Linked DNA regions of Homo sapiens: regions 2 and 3 are each linked to region 1. The links are chromatin contacts, found by Hi-C or POLR2A ChIA-PET in ENCODE. All regions are on one chromosome and are shown on one strand. Each heading gives the region's core, a stretch centred on a gene start or an enhancer-like site at or near the end of the contact. The rest is flanking DNA. Distances are from core to core; before and after follow the strand shown. Region 1 has its middle 110 kb from the start of ATF7IP. Region 2 holds the start of EPS8 (EGFR pathway substrate 8, signaling adaptor). Region 3 overlaps PTPRO (protein tyrosine phosphatase receptor type O).

Region 1 (3,489 bases), core at 494-2,993:
CTTGGTACTGCCTGGTTTATAGTGAGTTCTCAGTATTATGGTTATTACTGTTTTTTAAAATTTATTTATTTATTTATTTTTTGAGACAGAGTTTCACTCTGTCGCCCAGGATGGAGTGCAGTGGTGGCATCTCGGCTCACTGCAACCTCTGCCTCCCTGGTTCAAGCAATTCCCCTGCCTCAGCCTCCCGAGTAGCTGCGATTACAGGCGCACACCACGACGCCCAGCTAGTTTTTGTGTGTTTTTTTTTAGTAGAGACGGGGTTTCACCATTTTGGCCAGACTGGTCTCAAACTCCTGACCTCAGGCAGTCTGCCCCCCTCGGCCTCCCAAAGTGCTGGGATTACAGGCGTGAGCCACCACACCCAGCGGTTATTACTGTTATCCTCTCCAGCCTACTGCATCTTCATGTGGGGCAATTCATTGTTCCCTACCAAAAAAGAAACAAATCCTAAAGAAAGAAAAGACCTATCAGAATCCCCAGCAGTCCAGATCTAATAGTTAATGAAATGGACGTAGAAGAGCTTCATGAGTTACTTATTTGTGTAATAAACATTAAATAGAAAATGTCAGCAACATGTTTCGTGTGTTTGATTTTCGCACATTAATAATGTAGAGTGGATTGTGTTCCAATTTTCCATCTATGTATCCATGGTAAAAGGAATAAAATAGCATTTTCACATCTTTCAGCTGATCTTCTTCCTTTTCCCTTCCCCAGTCTCTTAGGAATATTTCTGAAACCTACAGCCCTGCTTATAATTGAGCCTGTGCATGGGAGAGTCGTAAGCTCCATGCCCTGCCCCCCAGCTCGCACCAGGGCTGACTTCAGTCAGAGAAGCCCTGGGTCTGGAGGCATTTAGTGCCTCTGGAAGATTCTAAACATCTTTGGACACTTAGGGGAGAGGGAATTTACACACACACACAGTGTCCCACCAGGCCGACCTGGACTTTGTGTACAACTCCTAGGAATTTTTGGTGGGGAAGGGCTGTACTGGTTCGGGAAGGTTCTGAGCCAAACTTGGCCACAGGCAGTGCACAGCCTCCACAGCTGCAGACCACAGTTCAGTCTACTAGACAGTGTTAGAGGAGCCATTTCAGGGTGGGACTGATCAGATCTTAGGAGGTTCTGGCACTTGGGGGAGGGGAGCGGAGGACAGGATTATCATTCCATTGTTACCTAATACTGCTGTGTCTCTTAGTTGAGAAAGGCATGTACGGCTTGTATGTATTTCTGGACGCAGATGAAAAGAGAATGTTGACAGTATTGGGTATGGGTACTGCCATTTCATGCATAGGGCTGAAGGAGGTCCGATAATGACTTGTACAAGTGCCACTTGTATGTGGGGCGCTCCCACAACGCCTATGTTCAGTGTATTTTGAGGTTGTGCAATACAGCAAAGCTGTTGGAAAGGTGGTGTGAACTGCAGGGTGTGAAGTGCTGTTCCCTCTCCTTCAGACCCTCTCGCACATTCCCCCCCCCACCACCAGGCACACACATGAAACTACAGGAGACACATAATCCTCCCCTCCCCCAACATTGCAGACAGCTTTCTCTGAAAACTGATACCCTGAGGCCCTTTTTCCCTTACCAGCCACAATTAGGAGCAGCAAGACAGAAAATGCGGACTGGATTATGGCACAGAGACAGTGCTGTGTGATTTCTCTTTCTGGAAGAGGCCACTGTCCACGCTCCAGGCCTTATATTTCATCTGACTTTGCCACTACTGGCAGCAGCTTTAGGCTCCAGCGAGTCCAGGCCAAATCCAGTTCTTTCTGCGAAGTCCATGCTGGATTTTCTCTTTCACCCTAGTGAAGTCTCTGCCGAGGCTGTTGTTCTCAATCCAGCTCAGAAACTGGCTCAAACCGCCCTGAACTGGATTTGGTGGCTGTTGAGACACAGTTTCTGCCTCTTTGTTAGGGCGGATCCGGCCTCATTCGCGCTTCAGTTTCCCTCCCTCCTGTTTTCCCAGAGTCATCTACAGCCATTCCCCTCCCCCGGCCTCTCCAGTTTGGCATTTTTTTTTTACCCTTCCCTGGGCCAAGACCCCATAAAGCAGATTAAATTCTTTAATAAAAAAGTGGATTTAGATTGTAAACCTTCTGCTTTTATTACATTAAGTTCTGCTTTCCTCAAAGTTGTTATCTAACCAGTTGACATGGTGCCCTTAAAATCTTGGCTCGCATCCTAACCTAGAAATAACTTTAATTTTCACTCTGGATGGGAATAACTTTAAATTTCCCATCAAAGACTGAAGGGCTTTGGTGCAGTACATTGTTCATTTCCGTTTTGTAACCATATTTAAATTAAAACAATTTATTCATTTCTTTGCTGATAAATGACATAGTATGTGTAGAATTTTTAAAACAGTCACCTATACTGGCTTGTCTATTGCAACTGTGCAATTCCTAGAGGAAGAACTAAAGAACTGGGATGTTTTTGGTTTTCGAACCTGTAATTGTAACCCTGAATCCGATTCTATGAATTGTACAGTGACGAAGGCTGTTGGGGGAACACGTGGGGACCATTCCTGACAGAATACCGGTGGACACAAAACTGGGAATGTGACGAAATAAGGAGGATAGGACACGCCTGGGTTTTTGCAAGTTCCCTTTATAGAAAATTTAAACATTTCTTATGTTTTGGAACTAGATAGAGGTGACGGTTCCATAACACTGTGAATGAGGTAGATGCCACTTAATTGCACACTTTAGAAGGGCTAGTTTTATGTTATGTGGATTTTGCTTCAATAAAAAAGGGGCTTTGTTTTAAGAATTTCTCATTTTCTTTTTGTGTTTTTTGAAAATTCAGAGAAGAGACAGATAATAACCCTAATCTGGGTGTGGCTTCGTTGCGTGCTTCACGACTCTCTGGTCTCCCTCTGCTGGCCAAACTGCGCAACATGTCACCATGTCCCAAGGCCTCTTGAGAATGTCTCAATTTTATGTCGAAGCACAAATGCAAGGCTACGTTACTAAGAATCACTCTCCAAACCTGGTTTCATGTGCATTTTACGTGTGCAATATACTGAAAGAAGAATCAGATGTTTTGTTTCTATGATGTTACATAGGATTAATTATATATTAACGATTTAAAATTTGCCCCTAAGTCTCAAAACAGAGACAAAACCGTTGTCATTTCCCCTGGGCTTAAAACCAGAGTGAAATTGCTCATTTAAGTGTTTAGTTTCAGTAGAGCATAAAGCCCTGGAAAAAAAACAATTACAACAGTAGATATGGAAAAGCTATTTTTGTACACAGGAGGGGAGGGGTTGGCTTTGTCTAGTGAGTCAGTACGCTCAGAAGGATGTGGGTGCCGGTTTGGGCTAAGATAATCTTCAAAATGTATGTTAAAAGGACGTGAATTCATCAGTTGAATTTGTTTTTGTGAGATTTAAGAGTCATCAGTTATTGTGGGAAGGCACACAGTATATGCTACACGGGATTTTCCAAAATGTTCAGTATCAAAGGGGATTCAAGAAGGGTAGAGGTC
Region 2 (3,489 bases), core at 507-3,006, 1.5 Mb before region 1:
TGCTTGCATCAAAGGGGTGGCTGATCAGCAGCTGGAGAACTGGAACTCAGTTCTTGGCCCACTGTATTTGAATATTGTATTCTCAGTGCACAATTTAGAGAGGAGAATGAAAATCAAAACACATTCAAAGCAAGGTGAATAGTGTGATTATGGCAGCTCACTGCTATTTGAAAAACACTTAAAAGAGAATTTTTGAAGAAATGTATTAGATCTGTTGGTTACTTAATAGTTGCCCCTACTATTTCAAGGCTTGCAGTGTCTATAAAGAATGAGATTCATATTGTGTTGTTCCTAGGGGCAGAACCAAGACCAGTAGTATCAGGGAAGTTGATTTGATGTTCATAAATGATACAGGCTATAGTGTTAAGCAGACCTGGTTGTTAATTCTGGCGTCAGCATTGGCTTTGGCAAAAAGAAGGAAACTTCTGGGTTTCATTTTCCTAATGTGTTTAATAGGTATAATAAGGCCCATCTCATTTTAAGGACTAGGAATAATGTGTGTAAGTTGCTCAGTTCCTGGCATAGGTAAATATTCAACAAATAATCATGGTTATATGTAATGATAAAAATAGAAATTTACAACATTGGAAATGTTCAAGTGGATAGTGGTCTGGTGGAAATATTGGAGAGAGTATTCCCACTTAAAATAGGGGACTGGACTTAGCCGTTATATCGATTCCAACTTTTAGAATGGTTTGAATGTCCACCTTGGCATGTTACGTCGTTTCTCCCTGACTGTGCTTTTATTTGCTTCACAAAGCAAGCAAGTCCAATCTCTTTTAACCAAGTTTAATTTATAGGCTTTCGTGGACTTCTGGAAGTCAACTGACTTCGAAGTTAGGACAGCATGGGGGGATTGGGGGAGTAGCTATGACAATGAGGAGTTTTAAGAGTGAGAAAACACAATGTCTATGAGAACATGGACTTCTCTTTTAGAGGCTCCATGAGCTACTCAGAGAGGAGGTTATGAGGGTTGGTTAAGGTACGAGAGGCACAAAGTGAAAGAAGCCTCCACTACTTCAAACCACATCAGGGCTTTTGGCAAGAGCTACATGAAAAATAGGCTCACAGGCAGCCTGGCGAGGCGGGTCTGGGCTTGCAGGCTGGCGCTAAGGACCGGCAGTTGGGAGACTCTCAGGGACCCGATGGAGGGCCTTGGGCACCACCAGTTTACCGCATGGGTTGGAGAGACAAAAAAAGAGGAGAGCGACAAAAGGGGGAAAATAGGTCCGATGATCAGAGGAGGAAGACGAAGGCTGGCTGGTCATTAGATGCGTCTTGTTTGCCGCCAAAGGGCAGGGGTTACGAGCTGTGCAGCCAGACTGGGTGTTGCAACCCGAGCGCTCCCTCCGCCCGGGGCGTCCATCCTCGCCGGGGGCGAAGCTCTCCACACGCTCTTTGCCCCTTCCTGCGCCTCCTGGCTGCTAGTCAGTCCTGTTAGGGCACTTCTGGAAACCTGCTGTCGACTCGCTGCCTTGGTCCGACTTTGATCGCGGCCTTGATAACTTGGCGCAGCGCCCCGTCTCCTTTCCTCCGGTCCCTCTCCCGCCCACCCGGCCTCACCGGCCACTTCGCCTCAAGCGCTGGAGTCGACCAGAACTCTGCGGCTCGGCTGCCGGCAAGACCCGGATAGCGGATTTCGCTCCTGGCTGCGGGGCGCGCACTCGCCCGCCCGCCCGCTCGCTCGTTCCTCGCGCGGGCACTGGGCATGCGCGGCGCGCGGTTGGCACTGGCTGCGAGCGGGCGGGCGGCTCCAGACTTCACAGGCAGCAGCTAGCGAGGCGGTCTCGCCCGGCGCGAGGCCGGCGCTGTGCTCGCCTCGGAGATCGCTGCTCTTTAGCTGGGTGCAGAAGGCGGCTCCGCGGCTCGCGGACGACTGGCTGGGCGCGAATCAGATTGGGGGGCTTTCTCCCGGTCCCCTCCCACCTCGTCTGGGCTCGCGGCGTCTCCGGGGAAAGCCGTGGCCCCGAGGGCGGATCCGAGGTAAGAGCCCCTTGGCGAAAGGCGCCGGTCCCGGGGTCCGGCGGCTTTGACTTTCTCGATTTTAAAAATCCGCCTTTGTGTGCTGGAATCGGAGCGGTGCCAGGAGCCGCGTCCGCCTCCCTTCACTTTGACTGCTTTCAACTGGTGTTGGCAGCCAGGTGCGGTAGGGCGCTGCGGCCGGAGGCGTCCGCTCGCCGGGTCCGGGCAAGCTGTGGGGCCCGTGCAGACCCGCGCCCAGGGCTCCGGGAGGCTGGGCAGGGAGGGTTCGCCGTGGCCCAGTGATATTCATGGTAACCTGAGCTTCCGCAGATACACCTGCGCTCATCTGGTCCGTGGGGCGACTGCAGACCGAGTATCCCGATCTCGGCTTATTACGTTAGACTTGGGATTTGTGCGCTGCTCTGCCAACCCGCCTCAAATGGGGAGGGGTTCTTTTCAAAATGACCCTTTAGGGCAGGGTCCCACCCCCGTTTACCCCCTCGAATTAACATAGCTAATTGTTTCGGAATCGTTGTCAATGCCTAATGGCTGTTGACTTTCTTAGCTTGCTCCACTTTACTCACCATTTTACTTTTGGGAAGACAGACGGCCTTTCTCCGGTTGTGGTCAGTTCATGCATTTGAAAGGGGTTTCCCCACCCATGTACTCCCTGCCCTCTCCGATGTTCTCACTCTTACTTTCCTTCCTAGGACTACCTGTTTGCAAAATCTTTGCACCGACCGTTCTCCGGCAGTGTTTCTCAAATCCTCCTCCTCCCATAGGGCCCGTAGTACTGTTGGAATCTCGCGGGGGGCAGGACGCCGTGGTTAGGATTTGAAATCCGCAGACATCTAGAGCGGTGAAGGATTAGGAATTAGAATCCTCCTTTACAAAATATGTTTCAGTGAAATGTGTTACTGCTTCTCTTTTCAAGGTTTCTTGCCTTAGATAGTAAGGGGAATAGGTAAAAGAGCTAATATGTTAGGATGAGTTCAGGTAAAACTTGATTTCAGATGTGTGAAGAGTGTGACTTTTTGGCTTTGTCATTTTTGGGAAATAGGAGAGTTAGGATTCCGGGCAATCTTCTTTATATTGAAAAAGCCCCTCAAAGTAACTGTGTTGTGTATTGCCTCTAGTTTATTTTCATTGAAAGGACTCCATTCTTCCACAGCTCCTTGGGTTCTGGAAAGTGAGCACTAGTAATGGACGTCATGTGGTAGTGAGTCTATTGGAATTAAAGTCAATGTCATCCTGTCTCACCTAGTATAGATTTTTTGTTTGGGATCGCAGTTTTCTAAACATATTGCTGTAGTTCTTAAGTTGCTGGTGTGGAAAATTTTTGGTCACGAATTCACACTTTTACTTACAATTTGACAGTTAAAACAGTATAGAATTGTCACATAAAGGGTAAGGTAGAATGTATCACAAATGCAATAGTGATAATATAATGCCTTTATTGCAGAATACACAGATTGAGACTTTGTAAGATTGCACCACAAGTCATTCACTTTATAGCAGAAAAAAAAG
Region 3 (3,489 bases), core at 706-3,205, 1.3 Mb before region 1:
ATGTGATTTCTGTGATACACTTTTCTAGTGGCCACTGCCACTCAGGCATAAACAACCAGTACATTATTGTGCTTAGCTATTGTAATATGCATTTGCCTCTTTCTTAAGCGTCCCTTCTCTTTGAAGACAAGCAATCTTTAATTGGAACGTTAAGATTATTATAACAAACATCCTTTTAAATGACATAGTAAGAAAAACTTACTTTGTCAGTTTCCTCTTCTTTAAACCATTTTTACTCCTGATAATTAAAAAAGAAAAGACAAATTTATCTGGGCAGAAGAATTGATTAACATAATAATTAAACTTGAACAGCTTTAAATAATTACATCAGGTACCTCAGTTTTATTTAATTTTCATTAAACACATATCAGGTTTGTTTACTTTTCCTTACATGAGAAGATAATAATAATTTCAGATTCATTTTTTAAAACTCTACTAGATTGCATGAACATATCTGCACTTTATACTTCCCATTTGCCAAAAACTGAGTTCTAGAAATGAAATTTCTAACTGCTGTTGATTAAGTTGCTAAAGCAGTTTGTAAATATATAGAAGTATCTATCTACCACCTGAACACTCCAATTTCTACAGGCAGGAAGGAAGAATGGGGGAATAAATGGAGAACTAATAAAGAGACGGTGGAATGTTGTTTTCTTAATTAAAGACTAAAATAACATTTTCTGACATTTTTCTCTGGGGATGTGAATGTGTGCTGTCAGTGTGGACATGTACCTTGTATAATTCTACTATGGCGTTGTTTTTATTCCATCTTGAACTAATTTTTAAGCTATCTGAAGAACTGGACCTATTACCTGCTTGCTCTTCATCATTACTAGTCTATAAGCTCAAACACAGGAAATGCTAATGCATGCTTTAGTTAGTTACATTTGTTTAGGAGATAATTAAGGTAATGATTTTCACCCAACCAAGTAAGATAACTTACCTAAGTTAGCTAAGGCTAACAGTATCTATTGAAGCACTTTGTGATTGTATTCTTATTGTTGTCTATAAATAGTAAATACAGAAACATGATTGACTGTACAAGTGATGTTACAGCAAACTTTTTTGCAAGTAATTTTCAGAGGTCTTTACATAATTTTGATAGAAGCACCCAACTTTTCAGAAAATAAACAGTCTATAGTAAATAACCAGTTGTAATCTTAGTACTTTAATGTGTCCAAATATTTATTTATATTTAAAATTATGAATGTTTGGATATCTCCACTTCCTGAAAGCTTTTAGCAGGACGAAGCAGTACTTTGTGCTTTCACAGCACTTTGCAAACGGAGAGTTTCTCACATTGTGTGATTGTTAGTTGCAGGTACACACCTTGCTACACTCACTATAGCTTCCCCCCAGGGCTGAGCATAGTTAATGAAACACCTAGTGGGTGGTCAATAAATGCTTATTCAGTTGAACTGAAACAAAATAATCTCTGCCATGTTACCCTCTGAATTTCACCTAATGATTCCTTTAACAATTGAATACTAGACTTGGGCTTGTGATGTTCTGATTGAAAAGATGGGACTTGTGGATGAAGAGAAAATAATGCAGGTCAAGAAATGTAGGAACACGTCCACGAAGGCAAGTGGTGTTTGTGGTTTTCAGGTAGTTTTAATTTCTTCCCACTTCTAAGTGAAAACAATCCATTCAATGGTTCTTGTTCTATTTTTTCTCCCTCATCCTCTTTGTCTTCCACACTTGAGATTTAGAGGGAAAAATCAGTCCAGTTTTTACTTTGCCTCTCCCTGATCCCCTCAAAAAACACTATCATGTTGGACATAGCTGTATCTTATAGGCATTTGGGAACCTAAAGGAATATTTATTGATCATGTTTTTTATTCAGCCCCGTGATGGTAATTTAGTTAGTTTTAGGAGTTCCACATTTACTTCCTGTAGTAAGAGCCAATTACTTCAGTGCTTTCGGAAAGCAGAATGTCAGCGGAGATGACTAACAGCTCTGGTAAAGTCAGGAGGCTGCCAACACATTTTGTGATCAGGAGTGAACAAAAAAATACTTTCCTATCCAAACAGGCTTTAAAAGAAACTAGGAAGTAACAAATGTATGTAAGAGGGTAACACTGAATAAATTCAGTGCTGAAATATTAAGCTGCTACTACTCGGCAGCTGCGTAGAAACTTGATTCATGGAGGAGAGACACATTTTTTTTCTTTCAATCTCATTCATTATTGAATGAACTTTCAATATAACGTATAATTCCACTACATGTTTTGTATGACATATTATCATATACTTATTGGCATAAGTAATCATGATTTGTATACAATTTTCATTGTTCTATTTAGATCTTGCTGATTCCAAGGAGTTTCTGTATCCTAAGGCTGTGGAACATGACAGGATTGAATTATGAAACTCCACAGCAACACTGATAAAATGTTCCTACATTTTCAATTGCTGTGCTAATTCCGAGACTAAAACCAGGGGAAAATTCACGCAAATTAAGGCTTTGCTAGCAATTTTAACTTAAGCACATTCTGGAAAGAGCCAATATGTGCACATGTTACAGTGACGATTTTGTGTGACATGTAGGGTTCGCCTTTTCATTGCAAAAGATTTTCCAAATCAATAAATAACCCCCATCAGACATACCTACAGCATATATGCATAGAGGATTGTGCACTTTTAGTTTTTTCTCTTTCACTTATATTAGGTAAGGTTCAAAATCCTAATGACTTCAAAAAGTTAAGATACATTCTGCATAAATTAGCCATGGTTATGACAGTCTTGGAAAGCCATCCATACTGCAATTCATTCCGAAAAAGCAATAGCAAGGACATGAGATTTATAATAGTTAAAACAAGACAAAACAAAACTCTAAAAGTCTCCAATTTTGTAAGTGCTGCTTACTCTTTGATGAGCTAAGCAGAAACCATCCCCAAACCTTAAAAAGGACTTTAGTATATTATATCATTCTTCAAATAGAATGTGCAATCATCAGGAGTAAAGCTGAGCATTTTCAACTAAATGCCACTTCTTGCTTAAAATGCCAACTGCCTAGGATTGAGAACAAGCAGATAAATACCTGAGTACAGCATGAGGGTCATTATGGCAGTAAAAAAAAAAAAAAAGATTTAACACTGAATCTAGATATAGCTAGTTCAACTTAGATGATTTCTTTCAATAGGAAACATACTCTTAAGTTCTGAAAGTCAGAAATCCTTGCAGAACACAATCCTGAGACCAACCTAACTGGGTACTGGTGCTCCACACTGATTCTGCTACCACCCCAGGAAGAGATTCGAGCAACACTATGAGAGAGAGAAAGAGTTTTTTGATTTCCACACAAACCACTAGTGGCATCAGATGGGTTTTAGAAAATCAACAGGAACATATATTTCCAAGAAACCGACAGTTTAGAAAGGAAGTTGGACAGTGTGTTAGGCAGTGTGCGTCTGGGGAGATGGCTCTTGTTATTTGCAGCTGTTGTTCACAGGGTAGGTGAAATATGAAGACAAACACATCATTAGG

The links. A loop is a pair of places that touch in the nucleus more often than their neighbours do. ChIA-PET counts read pairs that join two places held with the same protein, here RNA polymerase II (POLR2A). Pooled maps may share reads with other maps.
Region 2: a loop to region 1 is called in a map of natural killer cell, with 10 times the contacts of the local background. The contact joins the promoter of EPS8 here to the enhancer-like site in region 1. A Hi-C loop is called at or near these places in 5 of 168 maps with a recorded cell type or tissue (CD4-positive, alpha-beta memory T cell, CD8-positive, alpha-beta T cell, endothelial cell of umbilical vein and 2 more) and 15 of 50 pooled maps. POLR2A ChIA-PET finds 5 or more read pairs at or near these places in 1 of 52 experiments (HepG2).
Region 3: a loop to region 1 is called in a map of naive thymus-derived CD4-positive, alpha-beta T cell, with 2.9 times the contacts of the local background. The contact joins two enhancer-like sites. A Hi-C loop is called at or near these places in 2 of 168 maps with a recorded cell type or tissue (both naive thymus-derived CD4-positive, alpha-beta T cell) and 8 of 50 pooled maps. POLR2A ChIA-PET finds 5 or more read pairs at or near these places in 1 of 52 experiments (T-cell).

What each region holds. Positions count from the first base shown.
Region 1 is chr12:14,256,110-14,259,598 of GRCh38, reverse strand. No RefSeq gene overlaps it. Among named protein-coding and RNA genes, the nearest start is that of ATF7IP, 110 kb to the left of the region's middle. RefSeq lists a cis regulatory region at 1,200-2,129. Within about 2 kb of position 1,743, at least 40 of the 41 ENCODE cell types and tissues checked have a DNase peak (open chromatin) inside an H3K27ac peak, as active enhancers do; they include CD8-positive, alpha-beta T cell, endothelial cell of umbilical vein and natural killer cell, where a contact is called at or near this core.
Region 2 is chr12:15,787,655-15,791,143 of GRCh38, reverse strand. EPS8 (EGFR pathway substrate 8, signaling adaptor) reads left to right here and starts at 1,756. Exons shown (of 21, transcript NM_004447.6): 1 at 1,756-1,983. RefSeq lists silencers at 1,549-1,898, 2,159-2,278, 2,609-2,688.
Region 3 is chr12:15,562,342-15,565,830 of GRCh38, reverse strand. It overlaps PTPRO (protein tyrosine phosphatase receptor type O), which reads right to left. Exons shown (of 27, transcript NM_030667.3): 18 at 203-238. Among named protein-coding and RNA genes, the nearest start is that of EPS8, 230 kb to the left of the region's middle. Within about 2 kb of position 1,955, at least 7 of the 41 ENCODE cell types and tissues checked have a DNase peak (open chromatin) inside an H3K27ac peak, as active enhancers do.